Linked DNA regions of Homo sapiens: region 1 is linked to region 2. A link is an interaction called in ENCODE POLR2A ChIA-PET data of the cell type or tissue named here. Cell type or tissue: CD4-positive, alpha-beta T cell. All regions are shown on one strand. Each heading gives the region's core, and the rest is flanking DNA. Links, peaks and the distances in the headings are about the cores only. Region 1 overlaps DHRS4L2 (dehydrogenase/reductase 4 like 2). Region 2 overlaps CPNE6 (copine 6).

What was found. ChIA-PET counts read pairs that join two places held together with the same protein. Peaks named below come from ENCODE experiments on the same cell type or tissue, not always from the same donor. Only the 100,000 strongest peaks of a DNase experiment are listed, where the experiment ranks them.
Region 1: POLR2A ChIA-PET joins it to region 2 with 6 read pairs; 7 of 35 experiments call an interaction of 5 or more read pairs at or near these places.

Annotation. Positions count from the first base shown.
Region 1 is chr14:23,998,964-24,014,448 of GRCh38, forward strand. It overlaps DHRS4L2 (dehydrogenase/reductase 4 like 2), which reads left to right. Exons shown (of 8, transcript NM_198083.4): 4 at 1,900-1,970; 5 at 2,070-2,121; 6 at 2,421-2,554; 7 at 5,374-5,429; 8 at 6,923-7,440. The coding sequence ends at 5,407. It also overlaps the pseudogene DHRS4L1. Among named protein-coding and RNA genes, the nearest start is that of DHRS4L2, 18 kb to the left of the region's middle. In CD4-positive, alpha-beta T cell, for the core only: no CTCF peak of the experiment used is centred there; DNase peaks (open chromatin) are centred at 8,108 and 8,529; H3K4me3 peaks cover 1,171 bases.
Region 2 is chr14:24,071,946-24,086,705 of GRCh38, forward strand. CPNE6 (copine 6) reads left to right here. Exons shown (of 17, transcript NM_006032.4): 2 at 988-1,159; 3 at 1,554-1,733; 4 at 2,106-2,180; 5 at 2,346-2,420; 6 at 2,586-2,669; 7 at 2,761-2,850; 8 at 3,227-3,331; 9 at 3,560-3,646; 10 at 3,882-3,941; 11 at 4,204-4,337; 12 at 4,415-4,469; 13 at 4,561-4,612; 14 at 4,934-5,067; 15 at 5,209-5,445; 2 more. The coding sequence starts at 992. The coding sequence ends at 5,785. NRL (neural retina leucine zipper) reads right to left here. Exons shown (of 3, transcript NM_001354768.3): 2 at 10,523-10,930; 3 at 6,717-9,623. The coding sequence starts at 10,903. The coding sequence ends at 9,291. Among named protein-coding and RNA genes, the nearest start is that of CPNE6, 7.8 kb to the left of the region's middle. RefSeq lists enhancers at 3,361-3,430, 3,771-4,970, 4,749-5,662, 8,825-8,874, 10,307-11,221 and silencers at 9,185-9,504, 9,715-9,884. In CD4-positive, alpha-beta T cell, for the core only: no CTCF peak of the experiment used is centred there; DNase peaks (open chromatin) are centred at 9,236 and 9,566; H3K4me3 peaks cover 1,466 bases; H3K27ac peaks cover 430 bases.

The DNA.
Region 1 (15,485 bases), core at 3,278-11,277, 74 kb before region 2:
GTGTGACTCTTCCTTTTGCTTAAACACTTACAAGCCATTGTAGGGTTAATAGTTGGCCTAATTTCAATGTAAATGTGTCTCAGGGAATATGGAGGTCCACAGAGAGGGAGAGAGATGAGAGAAGGGCAGAGCAGTCAGAACACACAACATTTTTCAATTAAGTTGACCTTCTTTTCTGGGTGTGGTTTGTGGTACCCCAAAACAATTATAATAAAACCATGAAAGATCACTCATCACAGATCACCGTAACAGATATAATAATAATGGAAAGGTCTGAAATATTCCAAGAATTACCAAAATGTGACCCAGAGACAAAGTGAGCACATGCAATTGGAAAAATGGCTCGAATTAATGCAGGGTTGCCACGAAACTCCAATTTGTAAAAAAAAAAAAAAAAAAAAAAAAAAAAAACAATATCTGCAAAGCATAAGAAAATATGTGTCTATAACTTTTCTTTTAATTTGTATATTTTTTAAACTATCACAGTATGTCAAATCCAAACATAATGGCTGATCCTTGATTGAACTCTGGACTTTAAAAAACACACACACACATTTGGGGGATAATTGAGGCCAATATGTTAGATAAAATTATCATCATTGTCAAACTCTTGGTTGTGATAACAGATTATGGTTGTGTAAAAGAAAATCCTTACTCTTTGGAAATGTATGCTAAGTATTTGGGGATAGAACATTGTACTATCTGCAACTGAGTTTACTTATTTTATTTTAGGTTATTTATTTATTTTTGTGATGGAGCCTCACTCTGTTACCCAGGCTGGAGTGCAGTGGTGCTATCTCAGCTCACTGCAACCTCCACCTCCCGGGTTCAAGCTATTCTGCTGTCTCATCCTCCTGAGTAGCTTGGATTACAAACACATGCCACCACGTCTGGCTAATTTTTGTATTTTTAGTACAGACGAGGTTTGCCATGTTGCCCAGGCTGTTCTCGAACTCCTGACCTAAAAGTGATCCACCCATCTTGGCCTCCCGAAGTGCAGGGATTGCAGGCATGAGCCACCATGCCCAGCCCTGAGTTTTTTTTTTTTTAATTTACATTTTTTTATTTTTGTTCTTTGTAATTTTTGATTTTATTATATAAAATCTTTCAGAAAACTTGCAACTGAGTTTCAATGGTTCATTTAAAAAACTGTACAGATCTACAGAGAGGACAAATAGGACAAAATGTGAACAATTGGTGACTCTAAGTGAAGGATATCTAGACATTCATTGTACTTCTATCTCCAATTTTTCTGTAAGATTGAAATATTTTAATATAAGCAGTTGTCTAGAACAGTGTAAACAGGGTCATACATTTGTTTTAGATTATGGATGTGGGGATTCTGATTGTAGCCTGTCCCCCAGCTTCCCCAGAAGGTGACTCCTCATGATCCCACTTTCTAACCATGCCTAGCCAGACAGTCCTTCCTAGAGGGCCAAGAACATCTCACTCCCTAAGCCCAGAAGCCAGAGAAGTGCTAGAACAACCCCACATATCCAAGGTCAGGCCACATTTTCCCTGAGAAGCATGGCCTACTCTAGGGCAGGTCCAGGAGGCTGACAATTCCAGGCTCTACCTACTTGGAAGAAACAGAGAAAACACAGCTCAAATCCAAAGGCCCCTTCTGGCCCAAATCATACTTGGCTGATTATGAAACAAGATGAACCAGGCTCCATTTTTGCTCACCTGAACCTAATGTATCATTATCTAGCTGAGCAGCTGGTGAGAGCTACTTCTCCCTGAACCTCAGTTCCTTCATGTGTAAGATGCAGGTATATCATCCTAAGATCTTCGTCAGCTCTGACAAACATCCTAGGAACCCACTCTAACTCCTCATTTTTTCATGCCTCCTCCAGTGCTCTTCACTCATGCTGTTTCCCCTTCTTCTCTTGGCTTCAGACTCTGGACATTAATGTGAAGGCCCCAGCCCTGATGACAAAGGCAGTGGTGCCAGAAATGGAGAAACGAGGGTACAGAGAGTGAGAGAGAGCCTGGGTGAGAGGGGACCCCACACAGGCTGAGGGCAGTGGTCCACACTGGGAAGACGGTCAGCTCTCTTCTTTTTCCAGAGGCGGCTCAGTGGTGATCGTGTCTTCCATAGCAGCCTTCAGTCCATCTCCTGTAAGAACCCTTTTGTCTACCTCTTCCATCCCACCCTCCACTCCACATCTTTCCACCCCTCCTATTACCCAAAGAAGTTTGTGTCCCCTTGTAGAATCACACCACCAAGTCCCTGCCCACAAAATAGATGCCTTGCCTCCACAAACCATAACCTAGGGGAGGTTTAGCCACAAGACAGTTTCCTAACTCTGCCCCTCCCTTACAGGAGATCCCTACTGAGCACTGCCCTCTATGTCTAGTTATTAGAACCAAGAATGACCTGGAAACTATGAGTCTAACACATTCTCTTCTTTCTCCAGGGCTTCAGTCCTTACAATGTCAGTAAAACAGCCTTGCTGGGCCTCAACAATACCCTGGCCATAGAGCTGGCCCCAAGGAACATTAGGGTGAACTGCCTGCACCTGGACTTATCAAGACTAGCTTCAGCAGGATGGTGAGGAAGGGGAGCTTTGCATTTGACTGGGACCCCTTGAAAGGCATCCATCTTCTTGGACAGGGAAGCCCACTACCTGAGTCCTGAGCTCTCAGCCACTCCATTCTCCTTCCCTGGACTTTCCCATATTCCCTCTCTGTACCACCTGCCCTATACAAGCCACACTCTTATCACACCTTTTCTGAGGTATAGGCTGGAGACTGAGGTATTCAGACTGTACTCACACTGTTTCCTCCCTCCTTACATGGATGAGAATTGGAGAGACGCAGCAAAATGCATCACTAGAACCTGAAACAAATGAAACAGATGAGGGCAGTGGGGAGAGCTGGGAGCTAGAAAAAAATAGGAAGTGAAAGAGGGAAGTCTCTCACCCCATCCCTCCTCTCAGTTACCATGAGGATGGGCAGTTTCTTCCCTTTCCATTCTTCACTTTCCTCTTCTTTTTTTTTTTTTTTTCTTTTTTAATTATTATTATTATTATACTTTAAGTTTTAGGGTACATGTGCACATTGTGCAGGTTAGTTACATATGTATACATGTGCCATGCTGGTGCGCTGCACCCACTAACGTGTCATCTAGCATTAGATATATCTCCCAATGCTATCCCTCCCCACTCCCCCGACCCCACCACAGTCCCCAGAGTGTGATATTCCCCTTCCTGTGTCCATGTGATCTCATTGTTCAATTCCCACCTATGAGTGAGAATATGTGGTGTTTGGTTTTTTGTTCTTGCGATAGTTTACTGAGAATGATGGTTTCCAATTTCATCCATGTCCCTACAAAGGACATGAACTCATCATTTTTTATGGCTGCATAGTATTCCATGGTGTATATGTGCCACATTTTCTTAATCCAGTCTATCATTGTTGGACATTTGGGTTGGTTCCAAGTCTTTGCTATTGTGAATAATGCCGCAATAAACATACGTGTGCATGTGTCTTTATAGCAGCATGATTTATAGTCATTTGGGTATATACCCAGTAATGGGATGGCTGGGTCAAATGGTATTTCTAGTTCTAGATCCCTGAGGAATCGCCACACTGACTTCCACAATGGTTGAACTAGTTTACAGTCCCACCAACAGTGTAAAAGTGTTCCTATTTCTCCACATCCTCTCCAGCACCTGTTGTTTCCTGACTTTTTAATGATCGCCATTCTAACTGGTGTGAGATGATATCTCATAGTGGTTTTGATTTGCATTTCTCTGATGGCCAGTGATGATGAGCATTTTTTCATGTATTTTTTGGCTGCATAAATGTCTTCTTTTGAGAAGTGTCTGTTCATGTCCTTCGCCCACTTTTTGATGGGGTTGTTTGTTTTTTTCTTGTAAATTTGTTTGAGTTCATTGTAGATTCTGGATATTAGCCCTTTGTCAGATGAGTAGGTTGCGAAAATTTTCTCCCATGTTGTAGGTTGCCTGTTCACTCTGATGGTAGTTTCTTTTGCGGTGCAGAAGCTCTTTAGTTTAATTAGATCCCATTTGTCAATTTTGGCTTTTGTTGCCATTGCTTTTGGTGTTTTGGACATGAAGTCCTTGCCCACGCCTATGTCCTGAATGGTAATGCCTAGGTTTTCTTCTAGGGTTTTTATGGTTTTAGGTCTAACGTTTAAATCTTTAATCCATCTTGAATTGATTTTTGTATAAGGTGTAAGGAAGGGATCCAGTTTCAGCTTTCTACATATGGCTAGCCAGTTTTCCCAGCACCATTTATTAAATAGGGAATCCTTTCCCCATTGCTTGTTTTTCTCAGGTTTGTCAAAGATCAGATAGTTGTGGATATGCGGCATTATTTCTGAGGGTTCTGTTCTGTTCCATTGATCTATATCTCTGTTTTGGTACCAGTACCATGCTGTTTTGGTTACTGTAGCCTTGTAGTATAGTTTGAAGTCAGGTAGTGTGATGCCTCCAGCTTTGTTCTTTTGGCTTAGGATTGACTTGGCGATGCGGGCTCTTTTTTGGTTCCATATGAACTTTAAAGTAGTTTTTTCCAATTCTGTGAAGAAAGTCATTGGTAGCTTGATGGGGATGGCATTGAATCTGTAAATTACCTTGGGCAGTATGGCCATTTTCACGATATTGATTCTTCCTACCCATGAGCATGGAATGTTCTTCCATTTGTTTGTGTCCTCTTTTATTTCCTTGAGCAGTGGTTTGTAGTTCTCCTTGAAGAGGTCCTTCACATCCCTTGTAAGTTGGATTCCTAGGTATTTTATTCTCTTTGAAGCAATTGTGAATGGGAGTTCACTCATGATTTGGCTCTCTGTTTGTCTGTTGTTGGTGTATAAGAATGCTTGTGATTTTTGTACATTGATTTTGTATCCTGAGACTTTGCTGAAGTTGCTTATCAGCTTAAGGAGATTTTGGGCTGAGACGATGGGGTTTTCTAGATAAACAATCATGTCGTCTGCAAACAGGGACAATTTGACTTCCTCTTTTCCTAATTGATTCCTCTTCTTAAACATAAAGAGATTTCTGGGTGGGGTGGCTCATGCCTGTAATCCCAGCACATTGGGAGGCCGAGGCGGGCAGATCACGAGGTCAGGAGGTCGAGACCATCTTGGCTAACACGGTGAAACCCCGTCTCTACTAAAAATACAAAAAATTAGCCGGGCGCAGTGGCGGGCGCCTGTAATCCCAGCTACTCGGGAGGCTGAGGCAGGAGAATGGCATAACCCGGGAGGCGGAGTTTGCAGTGAGCCAAGATAGCGCCACTACAGTCCGGCCTGGGCAAAAGAGCAAGACTCCGTCTCTAAAAAAAAAAAAAAAAAAAGAAAGGAAAAGAAAAAAAAACATAAAGAGATTTCCCTTCTTCCTACAGCTCTGGATGGACAAGGAAAAAGAGGAAAGCATGAAAGAAACCCTGCGGATAAGAAGGTAAACTGTCATGAGGGCAAGGGCACTAAGAGACATGAAGATGGGAAGGTCTGGTCCCTAGCAGCCCACAGCCCGCTGTCTCAGTCCCACAGATAACACAGGCAGGCTCTCTTCTGCCTCACAGACCACGAATTCATAAACACTATCACTACAGTGACCTGAGCAAGAAGTCAGCTTCCCTTTCCAAAGGTAAACACAGAGACATCGGGGTTTCAGCAGTGCAGAGGTCTCGGAGAAGCCCTGAGTCCTCTCTCCACCTGGGGGATTGCCTCCACCTCTGAGCATCCATGGAGACCAGGGACCATAACCAAAACCATGCTTTGTTAGTCCCCTTGAATAATGACACATGTTTACAAAACTCAGGTTGATGATCTACAATCCAAATGAAAAGAATGAAGAGTTTTACTAAGCCCCAAACTCCCCTTGCCTAAGGAGTTACTTTCTTCCCCAGTGAGCTGGGTGAACTGTTCAAGCACCTTTGTCGGGCTCCCTTTCCTCTAAGTTCCCTGCCTCTCTCTACCTTCTGGCTTCAAGGACAAATGCCAGTAATGCCTAACTCTGTACTCGTCCAGACATCCCAAATCTTCCCAAAGCCATTCTGATGTGAGACATGAGCTGCAGGCCTGGTTCATAACTCATTAATAAGTGAGGGGATTGTCAACCTAGAGCACCAATGAATGATCTAGCCCATGTAGCTCAATACTGGATTCACATTAGAATCACCTGGGGAGCTTTTTAAACTGCAGGTGCTCAGGCCCCACCCACTCCCAGAGATTCTTTTTAATTGGTCCAAGGTAGGACTTGACCATCTGGGCTTTTGTTTTTCTTTGTCTTTTCTTTTCTTTTCTTTTTTGGTTTAAGCCTCTCAAATGATTGCAAGATACAAGTAGAATGGAGAAGCATTAATTCAGCCCTTCTAGGTTTGAGTTACTCACTCTGCCCACCTCTAGAGCATTCTATGGCAGGGAGATTAAAGTGTCTCCTAACTATGCAGTCACTGATAAAATAAGAATTAGCACATTCTCACTAAATGAACATGACTTTAAGGCACAAGTATAGATTCCTGAAAAAGTTCTAAGCTGAACCTGTACAAATGGAATCATTTTAAACACACCATTTACTGTCACACAGACTCCCTGATACTTTAGTGTGTGCACATGTGAAACCATTTTTTTGAAGTATGAAATAATTAATTGCTCACCATTTTATCTATATAACTTTGGATTTTGGTGTCCTGAGCTCTCTAAAAACCGGTGTGTTTCTATAGTATTTGAATATTATGGGTAATAGTTTTGCAGAGTACAGTATGCTTATACTAAATTATAACAGCATATCCTCGTGGTAACCCTATTTGATAGGCAGAAAGCTTGTACACTGATCCTGAAAAGTCATCTGATAATTCTTGATTAAGCAAATTTAACTCCCCGTGTCCCAGGTGAGGGAGGCAGACCCGTTTGATTTTTACCTCCTTCCTTGCTTCCCTTATTCCCCAGGTTAGGCGAGCCAGAGGATTGTGCTGGCATCGTGTCTTTCCTGTGCTCTGAAGATGCCAGCTACATCACTGGGGAAACAGTGGTGGTGGGTGGAGGAACCCCGTCCCGCCTCTGAGGACCGGGAGACAGCCCACAGGCCAGAGTTGGGCTCTAGCTCCTGGTGCTGTTCCTGCATTCACCCACTGGCCTTTCCCACCTCTGCTCACCTTACTGTTCACCTCATCAAATCAGTTCTGCCCTGTGAAAAGATCCAGCCTTCCCTGCCGTCAAGGTGGCGTCTTACTCGGGATTCCTGCTGTTGTTGTGGCCTTGGGTAAAGGCCTCCCCTGAGAACACAGGACAGGCCTGCTGACAAGGCTGAGTCTACCTTGGCAAAGACCAAGATATTTTTTCCTGGGCCACTGGGGAATCTGAGGGGTGATGGGAGAGAAGGAACCTGGAGTGGAAGGAGCAGAGTTGCAAATTAACAACTTGCAAATGAGGTGCAAATAAAATGCAGATGATTGCGCGGCTTTGAATCCAATTGACCTGTTCATTTCTCAGTGTTGGGTGCTTAGCTGAGCAGAGAGCAGAAGTCTATTCAGGCTGGATCTCTGGATCCCCCAGCCCTCCTCCCTGTCTCCAGAACTTGAGCGTGATGTTCACGGGTGGAGGTGTCTGCAGAGCTGCCAGCTGGAAGGAAGGTGGCACGGGAACTCCCAGGACGCCACGGGAATCCCCGAGGCAGCGCGAGCCCGGAGAGAGTGGGGAAGGATGAACTCTCTAACACCTCCCCGCCCCTTGCCTCCCAGATCAGGCCAGGTCCTCTCCCCGCATGGCCCTACGTCCCGAGTTCCCTCCCGAGTCAGCAAGTACAAGCTGGATGGGTCCTGAGCCGGTGGGGAATAGAGAAAGGCCCTGCAAGGTACCCAGGCCCACAAACAAAAGAAATGGGTTCTGCCCACGGGCCCGAGGATTCAGTAGAAGGAAAGTGGGGACGCTGTCCCCCGCCCCAAAGGCACTGACACTGGGCGACACACGCTGAGCCTCTCACACCGACGGGCCTCTCACGCCGGAGCCGGCAAGAAAGGTCGGCGCCAGCCCGCGGGCTCTCAGGAGGCTCGGCAGCGCGACGCGCATGCTCAGTCGGGCAGCTCTCCGGGCCGGCGTGGGAGCCCGCGCTCCAAAGCCCGGTGGGGGGAGGGGCGCTCACGCAACCGCCACTGTCTGGAGCGGGCTCGCCTCTGCGGCGGCACTCACCGCCCGGGCTTTACTGAAGCGGAGTCTAGCATGTGCGGCTGCTCCACAGCGGTGTGGGTGGCGGCGGCTCCTCTGCAGCAGCCTCGGCAGTAGGGGTCACGGTGGCCAAGCCCACCGTGGAGCTCATCTGAGAGTTGTAAGGTACGGGACTGCCTCGGTCTTTGGGACGCCCCGTCTGGTAGCATCCCAGATCCAGCACGTTCCTTCCGGCCCTGCACCCCGGCCCGGTGCCTCACACCCCGCTACCCCATGCATCCAGACTCTAAGGCAGCCCCTGCATCTCAGTCCTGACATCGCTGTCCCTGGAGCATCCTCCGCTGGAGCTGGAGCTTGACAGGTAGGGTGGAGAGGGCCGTGGGGGGGGTGCGGAAACTGCATCAATTAACGGGGCCGTGGGGGAGGGAAGTCCTCCATTGCTAAGGCTTCAGTAGGCGTTCTATGATCACAGTGTAAACAAAGCTGCAGGGAAGCTCTAACTGGGCGGAACCCACCGCAGCTCAGCAAGGCCTACTGCCTCTCCAGATTCCACCTCAGGGGCCAGGGCATATCTGAGCAAAAGGCAGCAGACAGCTTCTGCAGACTTCAGTGTCCTTGCCTGACATCTCTAAAGACAGCAGTGGTTCTCCCAGCACGGAGTTCGTGCTCCGATAACGGACAGACTGCCTCCCCAAGTGGGTCCCTGACCCCCATGTAGCTTGACTGAAAAACACCGCCCAGTAGGGGCAGAGAGACACCTCATACAGGTGGGTGCCCCTGTGGAACAAAGCTTCCAGAAGAAGGATCAGGCAGCAATATTTGCTGTTCTGCAGCCTCCTCTACTGATACCCAAGAAAATAAGGTCTGGAATGGACTTCCAGCAAACCCCCAAAGACCTGCAGCTGAGGGGCCTGTTAGAAGGAAAACTAACAAACAGAAAGGAATAGCATCAACATCAGCAAAGGACAGCATCAACATCAGAACAGGAAAGGACATCCACACTAAAACCCCATCCATAGGTCACCAACATCAAAGACCAAAGGTAGATAAAACCACAAAGATGGAGAGAAACCAGAGCAAAAAGGCTGAAACTTCCAGAAATCAGAACGTCTCTTCTCTTCCAAAGGAATACAAGTCCTCACCAGCAAGGGAACAAAACTGGATGGAGAATAAGTTTGATGACTTGACAGACGTAAGCTTCAGAAGGTCAGTAATAACAAACTACACCCAGCTAAAGGAGCATGTTCTAACCCATTGCAAGGAAGCTAAAAACCTTGACAAAATGTTAAACGAATGGCTAACTAGAATGAAGAATCTAGAGAAGAGCTTAAATGACCTGATGGAGCTGATAACCACAGTACAAGAACTTCATGAAGGATACACAAGCTTCAATAGCTGATTCAATCAAGTGGAAGAAAGGATATCAGTGATTGAATATAAAATTAATGAAATAAAGTGAGAACACAAGATTAGAGACAAGAAAAGAAAAAAGAAACATTCAAATTCAGGAAATACAGAGAACATCACAAAGACACTCCTTGAGAAGAGCAACCCCAAGACACATAATTGTCAGATTCAGCAAGGTTAAGGGCAGCCAGAGAGAAAGGTTGGGTTACCAACAAAGGGAAGCCCATCAGACTAACAGCAGATCTCTCAGCAGAAACCATACAAACCAGAAGAGAGTCGGGACCAATATTCAACATTCTGAAAGAAAAGATTTTTGGAACTAGAATTTCATATCCAGCCAAACTAAGCTTCGTAAGTGAAGGAGAAATAAAATCCTTTACAGACAAGCAGATGCTGAGAGAGTTTGTCACCACCAGGCCTGCCTTACAATAAGAGCTCCTGAAGGAAGCACTAAACATGGAAAGGAACAACCAGTACCAGCCACTGCAAAAACATACGAAATTGTAAAGACCATTGATGCTATGAAGAAACTGCATCAATTAATGGGCAAAATAACCAGCTAACGTCATGACAGGATCAAATTCACATATAACAATACTAACCTTCAATGTAAATGGGATAAATGCCCCAATTAAAAGACACTGACTGGCAAATTGGATAAAGAATCAAGACCCATATGGTGTGCTGTATTCAGGAGACCCAATCTCACGTGCAAAGACACACATAGGCTCAAAATGAAGGTGTGTCTGGAATTGGTGGGTTCTTGGTCTCACTGACTTCAAGAATGAAGCCACGGACCCTCGCAGTGAGTGTTACAGTCCTTAAAGGCAGCGTGTCCGGAGTTTGTTCCTTCTGATGTTCAGACACGTTCAGAGTTTTTTCCTTCTGGTGGGTTCGTGGTCTCGCTGGCTTCAGGAGTGAAGCTGCGGACCTTCACAGTGAGTGTTACAGCTCTTAAGGCGGCATGTCTGGAGTTGTTCGTTCCTCCCATCCGGAGTTGTTCATTCCTCCCACTGGGTTCGTGGCCTCACTGGCCTCAGGAGTGAAGCTGCAGACCTTCACGATGAGTGTTACAGCTCATAAAGGCCGTGTGGACCCAAAGAGTGAGGGGCAGCAAGATTTATTGCAAAGAGCGAAAGAACAAAGCTTCCACAGTGTGGAAGGGGACCCAAGCAGGTTGCTACTGTTTGAAGGGGTGGCTTGCCCCTCCACACCTGTGGGTATTTCTAGTCAGGTGGGACGAGAGACTGAGAAAGAGAAATAAGACACAGAGACAAAGTATAGAGAAACAACAGTGAGCCCAGGGGACCGGCGCTCAGCATACCAAGGACTTGCACCGGCACCGGTCTCTGAGTTCCCTCAGTTTTTATTGATTATTATCGTCATTATTTCAGTAAAAAGGAATGTAGTAGGAGGGCAGGGTGATAATAAGGAGAAGGTCAGCAACAAACGTGAGCAATAGAATCTAATAATTCAGTTCAAGGGAAGGTACTATGACTGGACATGCACGTAAGCCAGATTTATGTTTCTCTCCACCCAAACATCTCGGTGGAGTAAAGAATAACGAGGCAGCATTGCTGCAAACATGTCTCGCCTCCCACCATAGGGCGGTTTTTCTCTCATCTCAGAACTGAACAAATGTACAATCGGGATTTATACCGAGACTTTTAGTTCCCAGGAGCAGGCAGGAGACAGTGGCCTTCCTCTATCTCAACTGCAAGAGGCCTTCCTTTTTTACTAACCCACCGCAGCACAGACCCTTTATGGGTGTCGGGCTGGGGGACAGTCAGGTCTTTCTCATCCCAGGAGGCCATATTTCAGACTATCACATGGGGAGAAACCTTGGACAATACCCTGCTTTCAAGGGCAGAGGTCCCTGCGGCTTTCTGCAGTGCACTGTGCCCCTGGTTTATTGAGACTAGAGAATGGCGATGACTTTTACCAAGTATACTGCTTGTAAACATTTTGTTAACAAGGCACGTCCTACACAGTCCTAGATCCCTTAAACCTTGATTTCATACAACACATGTTCTTGTGAGCTCCAGGTTGGGTCAAAGTGGTTGGGTCAAAGTGGCTGGGGCAAAGCTAAAAATTAACAACATCTCAGAAAAGCAATTATTTAAAGTACAGGTCTTTTTCAAAATGTAGTCTCTTATGTCTTCCCTTTCTACATAGACACGGTAACAGTCTGATCTCTCTTTCTTTTCCCTACATATCCCCCTTTTCTTTTTGACAAAACTGTCATTGTCACCATGGCCTGTTTTTGCTGGTCACTGTCTTTCTGGAACTGCTGGATACACCTGTAGACTAACAATAGAGAGGGCAGACATACAAGGATTAATACAAAATTTGCAATAGTGGAATTTCCAATGGTTTTAACCCAAGTGATGGGGGCAAGAGGACAGTGTGGGTGCTCCGGCACCCAGGCAGTCTCCCTTCTCCTTTGTCTCTTAGTTGTTGTTTCTCATAGTTTTCAATCTTTCTCCTCACCTGCTCACTCGCACTTTTTGTTTCATTGTCTCCCTTCTCTTATGGTCTCTCTCTCTTTTTCTCTTTTTCTTCCTTTTACACTATTTCTTTTCCCAGTCTCACTTTCTGTGTCTCTCTCTGATCTCTGTCTTTCTCTTTTACATTATTTTTTTCCCCAGTCTCACCTTCTGTGTCTTTCTCTGATCTCTGTCTTTTCCAGTCTCTCTCTTACTCATTTTCTCCCTCTCTTTCTCTCTCTCTCTCTCTCTCTCTGTCTGTCATCCCGTGTCCTCTCTCCTTCACACTCAGTCTCTTTTTCTTTTTCTTTTTCTCCCTGGCTCTCCACATCTGCCGTTTTCTCTCCTTTCTCTTTCTGATTTCTCTTCTCACTTTCTCTCTTCCTTTCTTTCCCAGTTTCTCTTTTTTCTCTGTTGGTCTTTCCCAAATAATGAAAAGGAGTGGAGGTCTGAATGTTATCAGATGCTATTGTCAGGCCTGCGTTTGCAACCTCTGTCTGCAGAAATGTGTAACAGTCAATTAATTTGTCTCTCGTTTCTGCAGCACTCAAAATATCATCAACATAATGAATAATATAACAGTCTGAAAACTTGTCTCTAACTGGTTGAAGAACTTGAGCTACAAAAGTCTGACAAATAGTTGGACTATTAAGCATTCCCTGAGGCAACACTTTCCGCTGAAATCTGGTGGCTGGTTTTTTATTATTTATGGCTGGTATAGTAAAAGCAAATTTTTTTAAATCCTATTTTGCCAGAGGAATGGTAAAAACGCAATCCTTTAGCTCAATTATAATTAAAGGCCAATCTTTGGGGATCATGGCCGGAGAAAGCAGCCCAAGTTGGAGAGTCCCCATGGGTTGAATTACTGCATTGATGGCTCTCAAATCAGTTAGGATGCACCATCTGCCTGATTTTTTCTGAATTACAAACGCAGGAGAATGCCAAGGTGAAAATGAAGGCTCAATGTTTCCCTTTTCTAATTGTTCCTTTGCCACTAAGTGTAAGGCCTCCAGTTTTTGCTTTGGTAGTGGCCACTGATTTACCCATACAGGCTTTTCTGTTTTCCCAGTTAATGGAATGGGTTTTGGAGGCTCTACAGTGGCCACTCCTAAAAAGGATACCCTATTTCTTTTTTTTTTTTTTTTTTGGATTTTTTTAGCCTCAATTGGGACTTTAATGCCTTCTCCATTTTTCCCTAGTCCTTTACCAGAGAGATATCCCATTTTAGTCATGATTTTTTGACTCGTGGGGCTGTATAGGGAGACTGGAATAGTAATCTCTGCATGCCACTGTTCTAACAAGTCTCGGCCCCATAAGTTAATTGGAATAGAAATAATCATAGGCTGAACTGTACTCTCTTGATTATTAGGGCCTAGACAATGTAAAATCATGGCACTTTGATACACTTCTGAGGCGGTGCCCACACCAACAAATCCTGTAACAGGCTTTTGTTTAGGACAATTTTTTGGCCATTGATTTAAGACAATAATAGAAACATCAGCCCCAGTAGCCACTAATCCTTCAAACTGCTTTCCCTGAATAGTGACTGTACACACAGGTCTATTCTCTGAGAGCTGACTAGCCCAATAAACAACTTTTCCAGCAGGGTTGGTACTTCCAAACCCTCCTGTTCTTTCTGTTTTGCTATTCCCAATTTTAATATAAGGCAAAAGCAATAATTGAGCAATTCTATCACCTGGATTGGCACTCCAGGGAACAGCAGAGCTGATCACTAACTGAATTTCCCCTTTATAATCTGAATCAATTACCCCAGTATGAATTTGGACTCCCTTTAAATTTAGACTTGATCTTCCTAAAATAAGGCCTACCATCCCTTCTGGCAGCAGGCCATACACCCCAGTAGGAATCTTTTGAGGGAGCACTCCAGGGAGTGAAGAAACCATTTGAGTAGAACATAAATCTACTGCTGCGCTGCCTGCTGTGGTGGGGGATAACTGTTGTATTGTTGTAATTGGCTGATTCCCTGGAATGGTGGTATTTACTGTGGGGGTTGTTGTCCCTGAAAACCCTGAGGAACAAATGGCTGAATCAAGAATGCCCCACTTTGTTGCGGGGCCTGGGGCTGGTCCCTCTTCTCGTTTCCTGACAATGGTTGCCCATTTTTATCAAATTTAGAACAACATTCCTTAGCCCAGTGTTTTCCTCTTTCACATTTTGGACACAGGCCAGGTGGCTGTTTATTTTTGTTCTGTTTATTTAAGACTGGGCAATTCTTTTTTAGATGACCGATTTGACCACAATTATAACATTTTCCCCCAAATGTTTTAACTTGTCCTCCTAAAGCAACCCCCGTAATTGCTTGAGCCAGTAGCATTGCCTTATGCATAGTTCCTCCAATCCCATCACAAGCCTTCACATATTCTGTAATTACATCAACTCCTGCTGAAACCTTTCCTCTTAATGGCTTTATGGCCAATTGACATCCTGGATTTGCATTTTGATAACCCATTATTTCTACAACAACTTTTTGGGCGTTATCATCTGCAATCGATTTTTGAGCTGCATCTTGCAACCTTGCCACAAAGTCTGGATATGGCTCTTTAGAGCCTTGTCTGATTGAACTAAAAGAAGGGCAGGAGGTTCCTGGGTCCTGAATCTTTTCCCAGACCCTGAGGCAAATAGCCCTTAATTGTTCAATAGCCTCATTCTGCATTACTGATTGTTGGTTAATAGTGCTCCAATTTGGACCTGTTTCTGGCAATTGGTCTGCATCTATATTAACAACAGGATTAGTAGCCTGATTTTTCCATACCTGTTCTTGTACTCCGTCAATCCACCAGGTTTTAAATTGTAGATACTGAGAGGGTGAAAGAGAAGATTTAGCCAAAATTTCCCAATCATAAGGAATAAGTCTATTCCCATTAGCAATGGAATCTAATAATGTTCTCATATAAGGAGAGTTGGGTCCATATTGTTTAACTGCCTCCTTCATATCTTTTAACATTTTCATGGTGAAAGATTCATATCTAGCCTCAGTTTGGACAGACGCTCCTGCTTGACTCCGTTTTCCAGCCGGTATTGGTTGTAAAATTACCAGGAACTGCCCTGCCTCAAGATCTCCCTGTTTTCTGGCTTTATCAATGATTTTTTGCAGTGCACTATCTTGTCCACTAGGTGGTAGTGTAGGATCAAACACCATCGCCATGGGTTGTTGCTATACTGCCCTGCTATTTGGCACAGGACACAACACCTGGGATCTATACTGAACCACTGGAGACGGCCGATACTGAAATTCGGCTGATGGCTGGTGTTCATAAACTACTGATGGTTGGGTTTTATTTTCTACCGGCTGATATTGTGGATACTGTGTCTGGATTGGCATTTGAGGTTGTAATGTCACAGGCATCTGAACCGTGGGAGAAGGAGTTGTTGGCCATCGTGGTCTAAACTCTGATGGACCAAATAATTCTGGACCTCCTTCCTCCAATTTTGAT
Region 2 (14,760 bases), core at 4,794-12,793:
CTGGAAACGGACACACGACATGGGGGGACAGACACGGAGGGTGGGGCACTCAGACACACCAATGCACACTCACTCGGGGAAGCATGACATGGGATCAGACAGCCTCACCCTGAGATCTGTACAGACACAGATAGATGGACTGACCGGCCATGAACTCTGGCCGGCATACCCCTGCCTGCTTCAGCCCGAGGCTTGGTACCACTGCTGGGGGAAGGTGGCATGCGTGCATCCCACGGGCAGCATGGAGGGAGCCACGACTCCCCAAAAATCCTGTCGCTAAGAGACGGTGCCAGTGCTGCCAAGAAGTGTGAAAACAGGGGAGGTGGGGAGGGATGTGAGGCTTGTCACAGTTAGAGCTCCTGCCAGGAGCCTGAAGGAGCTTTCAGCAGAGCCCTGGTCCTGCCTCCCAGCCCACCACCACTCCTTTTCCATCAGCTAGCCAGAAGGGGAATGGGGGTAGGGAGTGGATAGGGATAGCCCAGCAGGGGACTTTCCAACCTGTCTCCTGCCCACTGCAGACTCCACTTCTGAGACCCATCCTCTTCAGAACTCCAGAGGCCTCTCCACCCCCTGCCCCACCCCCTTGCCCTAGTTTAGCTCCCTCGTGCCAAGACTGAGTGCAGCGCTGGCACAACACCAGTCGGGAAATAGCAGAAGGTGCTGAGGCGGCAGAAAGTGTAGATCAATCGATGGCCTAGGAGCCAAGACTGCCAGGAACATCCCCACCCCAATCCTTCAGCCCTCTCCAGCCCCATCCACGCATACCTAGGCCAGCAGCACAGGGCTTCTGAGCAGGAGTGGGAGGCTCAGGTCCTCTGCCCTCCCCTGCTCAGAACTCTGGTGAAGCTGAGGAAGCAGGAGGTCCGTGAGGCCCCAGGGTCTAGGGAAGGAGGTTAAGGGGTGGGGCCCAGGGACCCTAGAGGATAGACCCCTCTGCTGGCAGGTGTTCCCTTTCCAGAGTCCAGGCCACCTGCTCTGTCCCCACAGTGACATGTCGGACCCTGAGATGGGATGGGTGCCTGAGCCCCCAACCATGACGCTGGGGGCCTCTCGGGTGGAGCTGCGGGTGTCCTGCCATGGCCTCCTGGACCGGGACACACTCACCAAACCCCACCCCTGCGTGCTGCTCAAGCTCTACTCTGATGAGCAGTGGGTGGAGGTGAGAGCAGCTCAGGTTTCTCCTTAACTAACCTGGGTTAAGCTTGGGAAAGAGGGAGGCTGGGTGGGAGCAGTGAAAGCCTTGCAGGGAAATGTGTGGACTCTGCGGCGCCTTCTCGAGGCCGCTTGGGTACCCTGGAGATGGTGTCCCAGAGGGTCCTGAGATTGACCCAGAGGCAGTGGGGTTGCTCCCAAAGGCCTCATGATAGCCCGGAGGACTGAGAGTCCAGTGGGCAGGCAGCACCCCAAGCTCAGGGATCAGCTTAGGAAGAGAAGAGCTGGTTGCTGGGGACGTGGGGGCCCAAGAAGAGCTGGCATGACTAGGGCAGTCCAGGACAGGGAAAAGTATCCTCGGTTCCCAGACAGCCCTCGCCTCCCTTCAACCACTACCACAGGTAGAGCGCACAGAGGTGCTTCGCTCCTGTTCCAGCCCTGTCTTCTCCCGGGTGCTGGCCCTTGAGTATTTTTTTGAGGAGAAGCAGCCCCTGCAGTTCCACGTGTTCGATGCCGAGGACGGAGCCACCAGCCCCCGAAATGATACCTTCCTCGGCTCTACGGAGTGCACCTTGGGCCAGGTCTGCATTCCCGGCCTCCCCGGCTACCCTACCCTACCTCCATCAGCTTTGCCTCTGGAAGCCAAAAAGAGAGAAAACATGAGCTCTAGAGCTAGTTCAACCCAGCCTTGGCTCCCATCTCTGCCATTCACTAGCTGTGCAGCCTCAGGAAAGATACTTAACCTCTCTGAGTCTTAGTTTTCCTATCTAAAAAATGGAGGAGTGGTCAGAGTGCTTCCCTCTTCAGACTATTGTAAAAATTGAGCCCAACCCTAGCCCAACTCAAAGTGCCAACCCTTGCAGACACTCAGAGCATTTATTATTCCATCCCTTGTACGTGGCCAAGGCAGATGGGGATGTCACAGCTGGGTCTCCCTCCACCTCCATCCCCAGATTGTGTCACAAACCAAGGTCACTAAGCCATTATTGCTGAAGAATGGGAAGACTGCGGGCAAGTCCACCATCACGGTAGGCAAGATCACCTGTACTCACCCTTGGTCCAGGTATTCAATGCCCCTGCATGGACACCTATGGTGACATCATGCCCAGGACCACCCCCACCTAAGGGAAAGGGGATGGGGTGGCCCTTGTGGTAAGGTTAGGGGAGTCCTGCCACTTGTATCCCCCTTGCAGATCGTGGCCGAGGAGGTATCAGGCACAAACGACTATGTGCAACTCACCTTCAGAGCCTACAAGCTGGACAACAAGGTTGGAACCCCAGAGTCCAGGCCCCCAACTCCCCTGTCACTCCTAGGCCTCCCACTCAAGACAGATCCCAGGAGCCCAGGCCTGCTCTCTTCCCAGTGGGAGCCCATCCCCCACCCTCCTTGCAGCTCTCACCAACCTCAAGGGCCCTTTCTCCTGTATCTTCAGGATCTGTTCAGCAAGTCTGACCCTTTCATGGAAATCTATAAGACCAACGAGGACCAAAGTGATCAGCTGGTCTGGAGAACTGAGGTTGGTGCCTGGGGCTATGGGGATGAAGGGAGGGAGAGTAAAGTAAGAAGACACAGACAGGAGCTGACCAGCCACCTGGTGCCTCTCCAAGGTGGTGAAGAACAACCTGAACCCCAGCTGGGAGCCGTTCCGCCTGTCCCTGCATTCCCTATGCAGCTGTGATGTTCACCGACCTCTCAAGGTGAAGTCCCAGCCAAGCCAGCACAGCCTACTTAGAGCAACCAATCTGCTATCTAAGACCTTTCCCCTGCATGTGGCAAGCCTCCCTCCTCTCCCCCAAGTGATAATCACATCCCACTGTGGGATAAATAATAGGTCACAGCTCAATGTTAAACTTCCCACATGTGTGCATTTTATCAGTGGCCAAAGTCCCTAGCAGACTGAGCCAAAGAACAAAGTTCAGCAGGTGGCCTCTCCGGGCAGGCTGAGGATGTCTGTTTGGGCATGGAGACTCTAAGGCCCAAGTCCCCCTACTCCAAGTCCCCGAGTCCCCCTACTCACCGTGAATACCGCAGAGCATCTCCAACCTGACCCCACCCCTCCCCCTGCCTTCTCAGTTCCTGGTGTATGACTATGACTCCAGTGGGAAGCATGACTTCATCGGCGAGTTCACCAGCACTTTCCAGGAGATGCAGGAAGGGACGGCAAACCCTGGGCAGGAGGTGCCACAAATACCCCACCCCCAGAATCCCACCCAGATCCCTGGGAGAATCCTGAGGGTGATGCTGAAGAGACCACCATAGGTGATAGGAAGTGGAGAGGGTGGAAAGCACCTGGGCTCAGCTGAAGGACGGAACCATGGGGGTCTTGCTCTGGGAGGCTCTGCTGGAAGGGAGAAAGAGGGGTCACCTGATGGACTTGTGACCCTGAGCTTGTGGGGTGGGGTCTAGATGCAGTGGGACTGTATCAACCCCAAGTATCGGGACAAGAAGAAGAATTACAAGAGCTCAGGGACGGTAGTGCTGGCCCAGTGCACGGTAAATTTCACTTCCTGCTTCAAGCCTTGCCCCAGCCCCTGCCCCTACCACACTCTCAGGTTCAACCCTTCCCTTGTTTCAAAGACCAGTTTCTCTGCTTCTGGGAACTGGAAACCACCCCCAACTGCAACCCAAAAAACTCTGGCTCCCCCATGTTCCCCACAGAAGCCCTACCCAAGCTCCCTCCTCAAAGGACCACCCCATCCCCTCGCCTTACCCCTCTCCCTACCTCCAGGTGGAGAAGGTGCACACCTTCCTGGATTACATCATGGGTGGCTGCCAGATCAGCTTCACGGTAAAGACTCAGAGGGAGGGCACACAGGCAAGAGGGAGGGGCTGAGTCCATAGTGAAAGGAAGGAGCCCAGAATCTCCACTGCCCCAACTTGGGCTGCTCATGAGCCTTCGCATTGTCAGCTTATGCACCCCCACATCATTATGTGGCTACCTGTAGCCTCCCCACCACTCATCTTAGTCCTCCCTACAGATCCCAGCTCTGGCCTAGGCAATCTGGTGGCTCTCATGGTTGCAGCATGACCTTCTTCCCACCCCCACCCAGGTGGCCATTGACTTCACCGCCTCCAATGGGGACCCGAGGAGCAGCCAGTCCCTGCACTGCCTCAGTCCCCGACAGCCCAACCACTACCTGCAGGCCCTGCGTGCAGTGGGAGGCATCTGCCAGGACTATGACAGGTAGGAGAGAGTGGGGCGGGAGGGAACAGGCAGGGAGGCCTTGCCCAACGGATTCCACAGCTTTTTCTTCTCCCCAGTGATAAGCGGTTCCCAGCTTTTGGCTTTGGGGCTCGAATCCCCCCCAACTTCGAGGTAGGCTAGATGCGAGGGAAAGAAGGAGATGGGGGGCGTGTCAGTCAGGCAGAAAAGGCAGGCCCTCACTGCTCCCGCCTTGCCCTCACAGGTGTCCCATGACTTTGCTATCAACTTTGACCCGGAAAATCCTGAATGTGAAGGTAAAAGGGGAGATTTTCACCTGCCCCGCCTCCCCGCAGACACACTCCACACAGGAGCACAGACTCCACTCCCCAGGGCCCAGCTTCCTGTCCCTTCCACCCATCCCAGGCCTGTCTTTATCAGGTGAGGCTTCCAGGGCCGAGGCCCAGCATCTGCACCCAACTCTCCCTGCCAAGGGACCATCCAACTCTCCCACTGCTTAATGAAGGAACTCGAGGGGAGGGCAGTCCTCAGACCTGGAAGCATTTCCTTGCTTTAAGGAGTGTCAGGAGGGGGCCCTGCTCATTTCTGCCAGCTTCACAACTTCTCTTCACTCACAGAGATCTCAGGGGTCATCGCCTCCTACCGTCGTTGCCTGCCCCAGATCCAGCTCTACGGCCCCACCAATGTGGCCCCCATCATCAACCGTGTGGCTGAGCCGGCCCAGCGGGAGCAGAGCACCGGCCAAGCCACGGTAGGAAGACATGGCGGGCAAACAGGAGCTGTCCCATGTGTCTTTAAGTGGTGCCAGGGCCAGGGTCTGCACCTTGGTGGAAACGGTGTCAACGCCCTTGCACACAAAGCCAACCCTTCCACCCTCTCTGCTTGCCCTCAGAAGTACTCGGTGCTGCTGGTGCTCACTGACGGTGTGGTGAGCGACATGGCTGAGACTCGCACTGCTATCGTGCGTGCCTCCCGCCTGCCCATGTCCATCATCATCGTAGGCGTGGGCAATGCTGACTTCTCTGACATGCGGCTGCTGGATGGCGACGACGGCCCCTTGCGCTGCCCCCGAGGGGTGCCTGCAGCCCGAGACATTGTCCAGTTCGTGCCCTTCCGAGACTTCAAGGATGTGAGTCCCCCGGGCCCCTTCCGGCTGAAGGACTCCTCAGCTTCTCATCCCCCCAAATCTGACCTTCGTCTTCCACCATTTGATGTCCTGCTAAGGACGCGGGAGCCCAGCTGGCCACCCTGAAGCCCCACTTCTCCCTCAGATGACCCTGCCTCCCCTACTCTTCCTCTCACCCCTAACCACATCACTGTCCCCACCCTAGGCTGCCCCCTCTGCACTCGCCAAGTGTGTCCTGGCTGAGGTGCCACGGCAGGTGGTGGAGTACTACGCCAGCCAGGGCATCAGCCCTGGGGCTCCCAGGCCCTGCACACTGGCTACGACTCCCAGCCCTAGCCCGTGACTGCCTCCCTCCGGACCGACACTCCCTCAGCCTCTCAGTGAGTCCTGGGGCTTCCAAAGGAGTGGACACAGGGGGTGCAAAGTGGGGCTTGGTAGAGCCCAACTAGGCTGGGTGTAGTGTAGAAGAGAGTGCTTATGACTCTCCCACCCCCTCCCAGGTGCCTGTCCTGACCCTCGTGACTCCAGTGACCAATGCCTCCACCTCTTGGACCAGGTGTGCCCCCTGGGTTCTGGACGTGAGTGGTGGGTCCTGCTCCTATCTCTCCAAACCCCATACCCTTCAATGCTGTGGCCCCTCAGTGACTTCCTTGGGTGATCCTGACTTTCTAGCCATTAATAAAGAGAACTGCTCCTAGCACCTCAGCCTCTAACCATCATGCCTCAGATGCCCACTGGGCAGCCTGCAGCACCCCCACACACACCATAAGAAATGAGGACCAGCACCTTTCAAAATCTGAGACAGAGCTCCCCAGGCAGGCTGCTGTCTCTGCAGTCTTACCCCAGCTATGTGCCAGTGGGATCTGAGGAGCCCCCTCCCTCACCTCCCAACCCCAGGGGGTCTAGGCACCATGGAGAATAATTACAGGAGATAGGAGGATAATTACGGGCTGTCAGGAGGGCAGGCTGAAGCTTTCTTATAGCTGTCTCCAGAGAGGCCCTGCTGAGTCCCCCAGGAGCTGAACCCCAGCCCCCACACAGCTGTGGGGCGGGCCAAGAGCAGGTGCTGGGGGATACTGAAGGAGGGCAGCAGGTCTGCTAGTGAATTGGGAACATAGTGGAGCATCTAAGGCCTATACAGTCTGGTTTCCCGGGTGTGTCAATGTGTGTGTCTGTTCATGGCCTTAATGGGTCACACTCATGGACTCAGGGATGTGCAGTGCATGAACACACAGATTCACACACTTAACAATCACATCAGCAACAACAGCAAATATCATTACGTAGCATGTGTCAACTTTATGCTAAGTGCTTATTTAAATGCATTTATTCTCAGTAGGTGGTTACCATTATTTTCACCATTTTTCTGACAATCAAGTGAGGCTTGATTTTAACCCACCCATGGTCAAAAAACTGGTAGAACTGCAACTTGAAACAGGGTCTCACTCTGCCACCCAGGCTGGAATGCAGTGGCACGATTATGGCTCACTGCATCCCCGAACTCCTGGGCTCAAGTTATCCTTCCACCTTAGCCTCCTGGGTAGGTGGGACTCCAGGTGCATGCCATTACATCTGAATTTATTTTATTTTATTTTTTTGTAGTGACAGGGTTCTCGCTATGTTGCCCAGGCTGGTCTCAAACTTCCTCCTTGGCCTCCCAAAGTGTTGGGATTACAGGCAGGAACCACTGCGCCCCACCTAAAGCACTACTCTTAATCACCACAGTGTGCAACTTTGTTTTTTTAAGTATACTCAGGTAACCCAGGAGTATCATTTTGAGACCCAGGTATGGTACTGTATATGTGGCCTAGTTGTGTGCTCAGGTGTCTATGGATGGTTCTGTCTGTCTTTGTGTGCCATGCAGGTGAGAAAAGTGAACAAGAAAAGTAGTGGGTCTGAATTACAGCTCCAGGGCAGGCAAGGATAGACACAGGTGAAATTTAGAGTGAGAGAAAAAGAGCTGGGCTCCCGGAAGGACCCTCCCTGCCCCATCCTCTCCCTTCAACAATGAGTGTGGAAGGGGATGAAGAAAGAGAAGCTAAAGGTTCTGTGAGCCCCTCAGAGAGAGAATCCAGAGCCAGAGAGGATGGCCAGTGGCCAATGGTGGGGAAGGGAGAGGAGACGAGAGAAATTCTGAGAGCGATGGAGGAGAGGACTCCCATTGCAGGCTCCTAAGCGGAGGAGGGATGAGCTGGGATAGAGGAGGGGAAAGAGGGAGCAAGAACTGTGATGGGAAGAGAAGAGACAGCTGGGGAGGGGGTGGAGAGAGGGGGTAGAAAGGAAGAGGGACATATGGGAGCCTCTTCCCCCATGCCCGAAAGCTTCTCCCATTTATTATGTCCGGTAGAGGACAGATGACAGTAACTCGTGAGGCGGCTGCTCCCAGCACAACGCCTGTGCTCTGCCCAGAGGCCCCATCTGCCCTCCCCTTAGCCTGCTGAACTGGAGGACTGGGTTACCATGGAAACTGTGAGACCTGGATAGCCACTGACAGGCCGAGCTGGGCCACTGAGGCTTCTGAGTTTGGTGGTGGTGGTGGTGAGAGGGGGAGGATCCATCTGTTCCAATGCCTGCCCCTCCACCCCATTTCCATTGGCTCTCCATAACAGATGTGCCACCCAGCTCCAGGTGGGGACTTCCCTTTTTCTTGCTCTCTCTCTCTCTCCCTCTCTCTCCCTCTCCCACACACAGACACACAAACAGTAGCCTGAAGCAGGGATAAAGAATGAACACTTCTTAAATTGCAAGAACATTTAGCTTATTGCATTAGAATTCTGCCTGGACTTCAAGTTTAATTCACAAAAGCTGCACTCTCTCAGCAAATTGTCATCCCAGGAGAAGTCTCACCTCAGCCCTCAGAGAGGTGGGAGGTGGCAGGAGCACCCTGTGCAGGTCTGGAGGCCCAGACAGCCTGGAGGGAGCTGCCGAGGACCCACGTATGTGCTCACAGAGAAGCCAGGCTTCCTCGCCTGGGCTGTGCATCCCCTGCCTAGGCTGCAGCTGGGAAACTGCAGCAGGATAGGAGGTGCCTTTGGCGAGATTGTCTTGGGGACTTCTTGGGGAGACCACCGGGACTTCCATACTGGGGAGATGCCAGAACTGGAAAGGGAGCAGAAGTCGTCCAATCCACATGAGAATTAGATGAAGTAACACAAGTCCAGGAAGCAACTGATTTGCTCAGGGTGACAGGGGGATCCCATGGAAGAGCTGGGACTAGGACCCAGGTTTCCAGACTTCTGCACACAGCTCTCTCCCAACCCACACCAACAACCCCCAGAGCTCACTCTTCAGGCCTTTGCTGCTCTGAGCCCTGAAGGCCACAGGGTTGGGCAGGGAAAAAGCATCTCGGATAGAGGTCCTAATCTATCTAGTTGTTGGATATTGAAATCTTGAAAATTCTGTAGTGCTAAAATGGGGAGGTTACAAGCTTCAGAATGAAAATACAGCCTCATTGCTAATTACAGCTTTAATGTGTTACAGGTTGAAAACCCTGAATTAAAAACTAAACTGAGGTGGGAGCTGCAACCCTCCTCCACCTCCCATTCACTGTGTCACCACACTTCCACCCCCCAGTGCCTGGCACTGGTCCCTGCAGAGCTCAGCGTGCTAGTCATGTGGGCTGGGTTTCTGTGTTCGTAAGGGGAGGGGACCCCTCTCCAGAAAATGACCAGCATCTAAATTCGGGCATGACTTGAGGACCCAAAAGCTTTGGGGATATTTGCGCGGTCATACAGGGCGTGGCTAGGACCAGAAGGCGCTCTGGTAACGATGCAGAGAACCGTGCAGCCGCCTCCTGGGCGGAGCCACCCCACCCAGCCCCCACTACACCACAAGGTGCTCTGAACGGCTCAGAGGAAGAGGTGGGAGGGGTCCCCGGACCCGGGGCCGCTCGAGGTTAGCCGGTCACAGCGAGCCTTGTAGAGATCGCGCTCCCGGGCCAGGCGGGCCACCTCGGCCCGCAGCGCGTCCAGCTGGGCGGCCAGGCGGGCGCGCTCGGCCTCCAGCCCGCGCCGCTGCTGCAGCCGCTTGGAGCGACAGGCCTGCGCGTAGCCGCGGTTCTTCAGCGTGCGGCGCCTCTGCTTCAGCCGCAGCGCCTCGTCGCGCCCGCAGCCCCGCAGCTGCCGGTTTAGCTCCCGCACAGACATCGAGACCAGCGCCGCGTCGGAAAACCGCTCTGCCAGCTGCGGAGGGAGAATGCAGAAACCGGGTCAGCGCCAGGTCGCACCCGGCTCTGCCCTGAGGGCCCGACGCTACCTGGCTCCGCCCCGGGACAGCCCCGCCCCGGCTCCCACCTTCACCGGAAGGCTCGCCCTTCCACGCAGTCTGTTTCGGTCCAGAGCCCGCCCCAGGCCCCGACGCTCCCCGGGCCCCCCAGCTGACCGTTGCTCCAGTCAGGCGGGCGCCCCACGGTGCAGGGCCGGCCACGGTCAGGCGAGCCCGTCGCGCACCTAAACCCCGGGCTCGTCTCTGGGATCCCCGGCATCCAGCTCCAGGCCCGGGTGTGTCCAGTGGACCCGCACCCAGACAGCCCCCAACCCTCCAACGCGCTGCGTTTCCCTGTCCTGAAGCCTGCAACCCGGTGACCCTCACAGGATTTGGATTACATCCTAATGCCCGCAACACCCCCATCTGTGTCTGTAATTAATAGGATGAGTCCCAATCCTTCCTGAGAAGGTTGGGGGCTGGGAAGCACGAAGTCTTGAAAAGGCCAATCTAAACCAGTCTTAACCCAGCTCCACTCCACACATAACCCTTTCCCTGGTTTCCACACACCATGTATCTGTTTACCCCCCGGAGTCGCCCACTCCCCAGCTCAATTCTTCCCTTTGGATTCTCTGCTAATCTTATCTTCTCCCTGCTCCTCCTGGTTCAGCCTACTCATTTCTCTCCATTTTAAGAAAAGGGGGAGAAGCAGAATGTAGTTTTCTCGATCTGATTGCTTTCAAGGGACCTTCTCCCCTTCTCCTGCCCTCTGTCCCCTGTCCCAGTCCATAACCCCCTCTGGGAGCTCCCCTTCCTCTCTTGGGCAGTCCTCCTTCCTTGCCCTGCCTCCCCTCAGGCCAGCTTGCTGACCACTCACCTGGACGTGCTGGGCTCCTGTCTCCTCTGGGCTCCCTGGGTAGTAGCCATGGGGCCCATCAACAGGGACTGGGCCCTGACCCTGCAGCAGCTCCATGGCCTCTTCAGGACTCAGCCCCAATGCCTCCCCAGCCCCCAGCTGCTGCTGCAGGGTAGCCAGCCAGTACAGCTCCTCCAGGCCTGGCCGGGTGCCCTCGGTTGCCCCCACCATGCCTGGTTCACTGAAGGTGGGTGAAGGAGGCACTGAGCTGTAAGGTGTGGAGCCCAGTGAGGCTGTAGGGGGGCCAGGTCGGCCCTCAGAGGGTTCCCGCTTTACCTCAAACTTCATCAAGTCAAAGTCATTGACATATTCCATGGCCAGGGGGCTGGGGGGCAGGGCCATTCTGGAGCTGGGCTGGGAGGAGTGCACCTGCAAAGAGGAGGAGAGGTCTGGAGCACATGGAGGCCACCTGCCATCCCCTCTTCACCAAGTCCCTCTTCCCTCAAAGCCCAAGTGCCCTGGAGCAAGAGTTTGGGAAAGCCAGAGGGATGGTGCAGCTCTGTTCACTGCAGAGTCCCCACCAGGCTGAAGAGTAACCTTTCAGAGGGCAGGGGCTCCTGACAGGGGACAAGCAGCTGAATTCCTGAAGGAGGAAGAGGACAGCACAGCCTCTCGCCCCACTGATGCCTCAGGATCTATGAAAAGCAAGAGCAGTATGGCAGTGCTCCCAACCCTAGTGCTGAGACATGCCGAGAGGTCTGTCATCTCAAGAGGCATCATTCCATTTCCAAGCCATTTTTTTAAATTGCTTAATTAACTGTGACAAAGTGAGTGTATATTTTAGGACAGTGGGAAGGCATGTATGCTGTGAATTTTAAGAGCCAAGGATAATGTGTTCTTATAGCTCTCTGTCTCTCAAAGCACTCAGGGAAGTGCCTTGCCTATAGAAGACCCTCAGTGTACATTTGTTCTATGGATTAATCAATCAATGAATCCCTTTTGTAGGGGCAAGAGGCTTTATATGGAAAAAAGAAAGGTCCTAGAATTAGTTCTAGAAAGATCAGAATCAACTGGCCACCATCTTTCCTCAAGGCCAGTCTCTCCAAGGGGAACAGACCAAGATTGATTTTCCTTCTATTCAGAACTTGTTACGTTGTGTGAACTTGGCAGATCACCTTCACCCTTCTGACCCGTTTTCCCTTCTGTTCAATGAGGGCAGTTAGACTTTGTAACATATACCAAAGAGTGTTCTCTAGAACACTGATTCTGAACAATACCTATGAAGAGGTCTGTGCTCAGATAACTTTGAGAAATGTTGCCTCCTATCCCTACCTCTTACAGATGCACATAGCACAAGAGCATATTAACCTGAGCAATCCTTTAGTAAACCGTCTGTTCAAGTTCAACAAAAAGTGTCCTAAACTTATGTCACCAAGGAACTCTCCTGTCTGTTATCAATCATGGGGCACATGTTCACCTGAGGAACTTCTGGCTGGGTGACCTCAGATACCCTTCCCAGCCTTGAAGTCCAAGCTCTAGTCCAGCTCCCAATTCCAGTAACTCCCACCCCACCCCCAGAAGGTGCGCGGCATGGAGTGTTCATCCCCAGGGCTTAGACTTCGGCTCCTTCTAGATGCCCCAAGCCTAGGTAGCCTTCTTTCCAACCACATGTCAGACCCCCAGGCTCTACCCAGAGAGGCAAAGAGGAAGACCCAGGCCTCTCTCTTCCTGTTCCAGGGCAGGGTTGCTGCCCTCTCTATGGAACCTGTCACCCTTGAGAGGACAGAGGGGATGGAAACAGACACAGATTAAAGGAACTGGGTCTTGGCAGAAAGGAGATGGTGAGACACTGAGAGAGGTATCCAGAAAGAACTGGATGTACAGAAGGAGTAGTGGGGAAGGTTGTTTATCTTTCTGACGTGATAGCAGTGAGGGACACAGGCCAGTCAGGGTGGGAGTGGAGTAGGGTACCAAGGTGTTAGGATTCTTGAAAACAGACAACAGAGAGCAGGTGTTAAAGAGGGGGTTCTAGGTGAGCGGCCTGACACCCAGGTAGGCCCTGGATATACTCACTTCAGAAATGGCCGAGAGGATGTGGTCAGTGCCAGAGCCAGACAGGCACAGCTTCCCAGGAGACTGAAGGCTCCATGGAGCAGGGCCTGGTGCCTCTGCTCAGCTCCAGGGGGCTGTGGGCACAGAGCCCAAAGGGCATTCTTAAAGGGCCAGCTCTCTGAGGTCATCTGTGGTCCTGAGGCCTCCAACCAATAAGGTAAGGAGATCATTTGCATATCTTATTGGCCTGGGGTTGGGGGAAATGGAGAGAGAGGAGAGTACAAGTGTGCTTATTCTCAAAGAAGGAAAGGGAGCATCTTCCCCAACAAAGCTCCTCACTGATGATCCGACTCCCAAGTGCTCAGTTTCCCAGTTCGGACAGAAACATGGGTCTGAACCACCACCCCTCTATGTGAACACAACCCTCAGCCCTAGCCATGCATAGCCTGGGATTGGAAAAAGAGGACCAGACAAACTCCCAGCACCCCCACCTTCCAAGGCCCTGCAGCCCCTCATCTGTCTTTGGAGACTATAAGCTCTCCCACGCCCACTCTCACCGGGCCTTTTGGATCTGTTTCCTATTTTCAAGAATCCTCACATTTCTACCTCTGCCCCATCTTCATGCTGACTGGTCTTATGCCCCTCATAGCCGTCGCATCAGAAAGGAAAGCAACTTTTCCCACAGGGGATCTCCAGGACTTGACCACCATATTTTGTCTCTCCCATTCTTGCTAATCCAGCTTGGGAGAAAGAGTAGGAAAAAAGAGAACAGGGAACTCTGTTCCTTCCTTCTGGGCCTCAAGGGACATTGAAATCTAATCACCACCAGTCCGTCGGAGACACTTTTGTAACTGGCCTCATATGCCCTCTGCTTTCTCTCACCTTTTCCCTGTGTGTGTCTCTGCCCCTCTCTCCTCTCTCACTCATTCTAGTTCCCAGATGGCTGAGGGGTGACCTACATTTTCAGCCTAATCCCCTAACACCTCTTAGAGCTATCATCCCTGAGTAGGAGTGGGAACAGGGATACTAGGAATTATCCAAGGAGATGTTTAAACCTGTCCGAAGCTGTTTAAATAGGGTCTATGGAGTTAAAGGCCACTTCCTACCTTCTGAGGCCACCCAAATACTCCCATGGGGTTAATAGTTCCTCTTTCTCAACACAGAGGCCTGGGTGTCCATCAGACCCCAAAGGTCATCACTTATAAAACTTAACCTGGTCCCAGCCTTATATGTTGGGGAAAAGCTGGCAGATACAGATTATCTAAGAAGGTGGTTTCTGAAGTGTGGTCCCCAGAGCAGCAGCATCCATATCACCTGGGAACTTGCTAGAAATACATGTTACCTGATCTCACCTTAAATCTACTGAGTCAGAAACTCCGGGGGTGGGGCCCAGAAATCTGTGTTTTAAGGCCCTTCCAGCAAGTCTGACATGCTTGAAAGTTTAAAGGCCAGGCACGCCTGTAATCCCAGCATTTTGGGAGGCCAAGGTGGGCGGATCACTTGAGGTCAGGAGTTCAAGACCAGCCTGGCCAACATGGTGAAACCCCATCTCTACTAAAAATACAAAAATTAGCTGGGCATAGTGGCAGGCACCTGTAATGCCAGCTACTCCTACTGAGGCAGGAGAATCACTTGAACCTGGGAGGCGGAGGTTGCAGTGAGCCGAGATCGTGCCCCTGCACTCCAGCTTGGGCAACAGAGAGAGACTCCATCTCAAAAAAAAAAGAAGAGAAAAGAAAGAAAGTTTGAGAACTGCACAGAATGCCTGCAGTCTACCCAGCTTCCCTGGGGAGGCATGTATATATGTCTGTCTGTGCATGTGTATGTGGTCTCTCCTACCATGCTTTCCATACACATATTGGAAAACCTAGATCAGATGACATCACTCTCTTCCCACACCTGGGTTTCTGTTTTAAGGAGCAGAAACCATCGTCACCATTCAAGCTTCTCTGTGTGACTGCCTGGATCTACTGCTGTTTTCTCAAAAGAATAAAAAAGCCTAAGGCCTAGGAACCAACCACAAAATGGGAATGAGGATCATGGAGAGGCAGGACCCCACACACATGCCCATGGAATGTAGCTCTCCAAAGTGGACACCCAGGAAAGAGACTCTACAATTTCCCTGGTTGAAGAAGGAATGGGAAGTGTTGAGTGCAGCCCCTTTTTCATGCCTGCTCTGGCCTGGCCAGACACTTGCCCCCAACCAG